Linked DNA regions of Homo sapiens: region 1 is linked to region 2. Evidence: read pairs that join two places in POLR2A ChIA-PET (ENCODE). Cell type or tissue: GM12878. All regions are shown on one strand. Each heading gives the region's core, and the rest is flanking DNA. Links, peaks and the distances in the headings are about the cores only.

Region 1 (2,921 bases), core at 233-2,732, 66 kb before region 2:
GAAATCAGTCCTTTCACATATTGCTGTTGACTGCATAAACTGCTAAAATTCTTCTGGAAAGCACTGAAGCAAGAAACCCCATCTCTGGAGCAAGCTTAAAGAAATAAGCCAGAAACACAGAGTAAGACAGAAACACACAGGTAACGTTTACCGAGCATCTGGTAAATACCAGCCACTGTGCCAAGTGTGTTGTGGTATTGCTTCATTTAATACACACAGCTCTCCTCTCAGGTAGATAGGATTCTATCCCCATTCATACACAAGGGAACAAAGACAGTGATTAAGAAACTTGCGTAAGGTTTCCAGGAAGTAAAAATATACTACATATATAAAATTGCTCACTGAAGCACTACTTATAATACTGAAAGCATCCCAAATGTCCAACAACAGGGGAAAGAATGCACTATGATGGCATATGGTTACTATCACAGACAGTAATCACACACAACAAGATGGAAAGTGATCATTTAATATGCAGTAAGAAACAAAGAGATACAAAAGTATAACAGGCTGGGCATGGTGGCTCACATCTATAGTCCTAGCACTTTGTGAGGCCAAGGCCGGGGGAATGTTTGAGCTCAGGAGTTCGAGACCAGCCTGGGCAACATAGCGAGACTCTGTCTCTATGTAATTTTTTTTTTAAGCATACCAAAACAAAAAAAACTTCATAAAAAATGAGAAAAACAAGACAAAGAGACTATATAAAAATGCTTATTTTTGCTCTAATAAAATACATTTATTGTGGGTTTTTGCATGTGTGCTTTAATTTGCTATCTCATTTGGTCATGGCAAAGCTCCATAAAATAAGTACTATTATTCTTAATTTTACAGATGAGGAGATGGACGTGCAAAGACAACATGCCCCAGGTCCAACTGCCTCTCGGTATTAGGGTAGTGAAATTTTAGGTGATGATTTTACTCTATAATTTCCCCCCATTTCCCTCACTTCTATAATGCTGGCATATTACTTTCTAGCATTTTAAAACACATTTATGGGATACACAGATGATGACGTGACAAATGTGAATGGAGTGGTGGCTGAGTTAACTTCCAACTGTGTAAATCCTTACACGTATAAAAATGGATTCCATTAATCTTTGAAGAGATGAAATGTCATCAAATTCTGACTCTAACAAGGCTGGCCCTGAAGTGAAAGATCAGTTTCTAAAACTGTTGAATTCTAAATATTTGTGTCATTCCTTCTTTCTGTACATTCCACAAACAAAAAGTTCCTCAATTTTAGACAGTCACTTTCTGAGAGAAGGATTTACCATTTTAAAATATCAAGGATTATGTTTTACAATCCAAATCTTCCCCCTAAAAGAACAATTGCATGCCATGATTAAAGGACCTAGAAAACACTCCAGGCTCTCGGAGAACAAGGACCGGGGCTTATTTATGTCTGCATCCTTAGCTCCTTGTGCACTGCCTGGCACAGGGAACACATACATCAATAAATGTGTGCAGAACTGAATTTCTCTCACTGGTGTGCAGCTGAACTAGCTCAACCGCAGGGGATAGGAAGCAAATGGGCTTATGACTCATTTCTTCAGAACAAAATGAATAACATCATGGGCACAGCACGAACCAGCATCTGATCATAACAATCAATTTTTCTTACCTTGGGAGATTTGTTTTCAACAAAACTACAGCAATGGATTAAAACTGACTGCTGACTTTATTTTATGCCTCTAGAACTGCCAGTACAATAGGCATCCAAAAGGATTTCTCCTTGACCTTGAAATGATACAAACTCCAAGGCCTGCAAGCCACCTGTAGGTGGCCTTCCCTGTGATTCAGGCATGCAGCCAGCAGTCAGGGACCTCATTACAAGTATGCAGATGTGAAGGGCTGCACAGTACAGCGGCAAGGCCCTGGCTTTCAAGTCTGGCAATGTCCCAGGGTGACTGAGGTCAAGTTACTTAAACCTTCTGAGTCCTTCACTGTAAAATGGCTTAATCACACTAACCTTACAAAGTTGCTTTCAGATTTAAGGAGTTAGGGCAGCAGTCCCCAAACTTTCTGGCACCAGGAAGAGGTTTTGTGGAAGACAATTTTTCCATGGATGTGGGTCCAGGGGACAGTGGTTTCAGGATGATTCAAGCACATTACATTTATTGTGCACTTCATTTGTTATTATTACATTGTAATATATAATGAAAGAATTATACAACTCACCATAATGTAGAATCAGTGGGAGTCCTGAGATTATTTTCCTGCAACTAGACAGTCCCTCTGGGGGTGATGGGAGACAGTGACAGATCAGGCATTTGATTCTCATAAAAAGCCTGCAACCTAGATTCCTCATATATGCAGTTCAAATAGGTATTGCGCTCCTATAAGAATCCAACGCAGCTGCTGATCTGACAGGAGGCGGAGCTCAGGCAGTAATGCAAGTGATGGAGATTGGCTGTCAATACAAATGAAGCTCGCCCACCACTCACCTCCCGCTGTGCGTCCTGGTTCCTAACAGGGTTCCCAAGGGTTGGGGAACCCAGAGTTAAGGTATTAGAGAATGCTTTGTAAGTAGTAAAGCAGATACTACTTATGATATGTATATAGCATAGTCGAAGGATGGAGGGTAGAGGAAGCGCTGGGTCTTGGAGATAATAATTACCGGCTAACTTTTCTCCCTTTAAACGAATTGCAAGACTGCTGTCATTTCAGTTCAGTGAATATCTGAGTGGCTACAAAGTACCAGGAGCTGTGCTAGGCAATGGAGATCCAGGTTGGGCAACCCTAATCTGAACACCGAAAATGCAAAATACCCCCAAACCTGGAAACCTTTTGAGCACTGGCAGGACACCACAAGTGGAAAATTCCACACCTGACCTCATGCAGTGAGTCGCACATATTATTAAAAATATCATATAAAATCACTTTCAGGCGATGTGTATGAGGTGTATATGAAACATAAATGA
Region 2 (2,921 bases), core at 332-2,831:
TCTTATTCTCAGCTGGTTCCGAGAGGTGAGCAGAGTTAATAGGATATTTCACTTATTGTGCATAGTTTTTCTCAAAACTATTTTCTTAGTTCCCAGAAGACTCCCTAGAAGTCCTCACCAAGCACTAACCCCCGTGTGCTTCTCTAGCTGTTATGTCCCACCACTCCCCAGTTATATGAACCTCCGTAGGTAGCCAAATGAGAATACTTAGAATTCACTTCACATTGCCCATGCTTTATTTTCTCCAAGCTGCCTTCTGCCTAGAATGACCTTCTCACCTTCTTCACTGTGGAACTACTGTTCGTCCTGGCACAGGCATATGCCTACTGTCTTGATTCAGTGAGTGGTGGTAGTTTCCCTCCCATTAGAATGTATTTGTGTTTGGTGATAATGACAATGATGGCAACATCTTATATCTCTACCTCACTGTCTTCCTCTCACATATTATTTCAGGAATGTTTGTGCACTTGAATGAGCTTATTTGATTACCACATCTCTATTATGATGTGGGCAGGATAGGGATTGTCCTCATTTTACACATACTGAATTTCAAGTACAGGGAGTTCAAAGTCAATGAAAAAACTTTAAGTACTTACACTGTACCAAGTGCTGGACTCATTTCTTTATGTAGAAATACTTAGAAAGATTAAAGACTCAGCCAAGGTCACACAGTAAGTAGCAGTATAGAACTTGTTTCACCAAAGTATGTGCTCTCTGGCTATTCCGCCTTGTAACATAACTAGTAATAAGCAAAACTAGGATCAAAAGTCAAATCTCCTATTTTTTTCTTTTCTTTTTCTTTGAGACAGAGTCTTGCTCTGTCACCCAGGCTAGAGTGCAGTGGCCCAATCTCGGCTCACTGTAACCTCCGCCTCCCAGGTTCAAGCAATTCTCTCCTGCCCCAGCCTGTCCAGTAGCTGGCAGTACAGACATGTGCCACCATGCCCAGTTAATTTTTATATTTTTGGTAAAGATGGGCTTTCTCCATATTGGCCAGACTGGTCTCAAACTCCTGGCCTCAAGTGATCCTCCTGCCTCAGCCTCCCAAAGTGCTAGGATTACAGGCGTGAGCCACTGTGCCTGGCTGAATCTCCTATATTTTGGCCCAGAGATTTTTTTTCTCTACACCACCTTGCTGAGGACACTTCTATTATAGACTAAACTTAAAGATCCTGCTGTTCATAGACATCTCTCAGCTCTGGATAAATAATACAAACAAGGTTAAAATCTGAACATTTGAAAGTATGAGAATGTAATTGTACTTTGCAGATTGTGAATGCCTTCTGCCATGAAACATCACCTGAGATGAAGGGGAAGGTGCTCACCCGGTTAAAGCACATTGTAGAACTGCAAATAATCCTGGAAAAGTACTTGACAGATGAGGGAAGTGTCCTATACTGGTAGTCCTACTAGGACAGTAGTGAGGTGATAAAGCACTCAGCTTTCCCTGATAACCAGAACCAGACAAAGACACATCAAAAAAAGAAAATAGAAGCCAATATCCCTGATGAACATTGATACAAAAATCTTAACAAAATACTAGCAAACCTAATTCAGCAACACATTAAAAAGATTAGCCGGGCGCAGTGGCTCACACCTATAATCCCAGCACTTTGGGAGGCCAAGGCGGATGGATCACTTGAGATCAGGAGTTTGAGACCAGCCTGGCCAACATGGTGAAACCCCGTCTGTACTAAAAACACAAAAATTAGCTGGGCATTGTGGCACGCGGCTGTAGTCCCAGCTACTCAGGAGGCTGAGACAGGAGAATCACTTGAACCTGGGAGGCAGAGGTTGCGGTGAGCCAAGATCGCACCACTGAACTCCAGCCTGGGCGACAGAGCGAGATTCCTATCTCAAAAAAAAAAAAAAAATTATTCCTCATGACCAAATGGGATGATTTATCCTAGGGATGCAAGGATTGTTCAACATACGTTAATCAATGTGATACATCATATCAGCAAAATGAAGGACAAAAACCACATGATATTTAAATTGATGCTAAATTTTTTTTAATAAAACTCAACATCCCTTCATCAAAACTGGGTATAGAAGGAACACACCTCAACACTCTAAAAACCATATATGACAGACCCATAGCTACTATTAAATGGAACAGAGAAAAACTGAAAGGCTTTCCTCTAAGATCTGGAACTAGAAAGGATACCCACTTATATAATACCACTATTATACAACATAGTGTTGAAAGTCCTAGCTAGAACAATTAGACAAGAGAAAGAAAGGGCATCCAAATTGGAAAGGAAGATGTTAAATTATCCTTGTTTGCAGATGACATGATCTGATATTTGGAAAAGCCTAAAGACTCCACCAAAAAACTATTAGATAAACTCAGTAAAGTTGCAAGATACAAAGTCCTCATATAAAAACGAGTAGCATTTCTGTATGCCAACAACTAACAATCTGAAAAAGAAATCAAGAAAGTAATCCACTTACAATAGCTGCAAATAAAATAAACAATAGTTACAAATAAAATATCTAGGAATAAACTTAACCAAAGAAGTGAAAGATCTCTACAATGAAAACTCTGAAACATTGATGCAAGAAATTGAAGGGCACACAAAAAAAGGAAAGATACTTCATGTTTATGGATCAGATGAATTATTATTAAGATTTCCATACTACCCAATGCAATCTACAGATTCAAGGGCAATCCCCATCAAAATACCAATGACATTCTTCACAGAAATAGAAAAAAACTTAAAATTTATACAGAACCACAGAAGACCCAGAATAGCCAAAGCTGTCCTGAGTAAAATGAATGAAACTGGAGGGATCACATTACCTGACTTCAAATTATACTACAGAGCTATAGTAACCAAAACAGCATGGTGCTGGCATAAAAACAGATGCATAGACCAATGGAACAGAAGAGAGCCCAGAAATAAATCCACACACCTACA

Evidence for each region. Peaks named below come from ENCODE experiments on the same cell type or tissue, not always from the same donor. Only the 100,000 strongest peaks of a DNase experiment are listed, where the experiment ranks them.
Region 1: POLR2A ChIA-PET joins it to region 2 with 5 read pairs; 2 of 35 experiments call an interaction of 5 or more read pairs at or near these places.

What each region holds. Positions count from the first base shown.
Region 1 is chr3:11,819,105-11,822,025 of GRCh38, forward strand. The region is part of intron 4 of TAMM41 (TAM41 mitochondrial translocator assembly and maintenance homolog); the gene reads right to left. Among named protein-coding and RNA genes, the nearest start is that of TAMM41, 26 kb to the right of the region's middle. In GM12878, for the core only: no CTCF peak of the experiment used is centred there; a DNase peak (open chromatin) is centred at 1,530.
Region 2 is chr3:11,885,504-11,888,424 of GRCh38, forward strand. It overlaps the pseudogene FANCD2P2. Among named protein-coding and RNA genes, the nearest start is that of TAMM41, 40 kb to the left of the region's middle. In GM12878, for the core only: no CTCF peak of the experiment used is centred there; no DNase peak of the experiment used is centred there.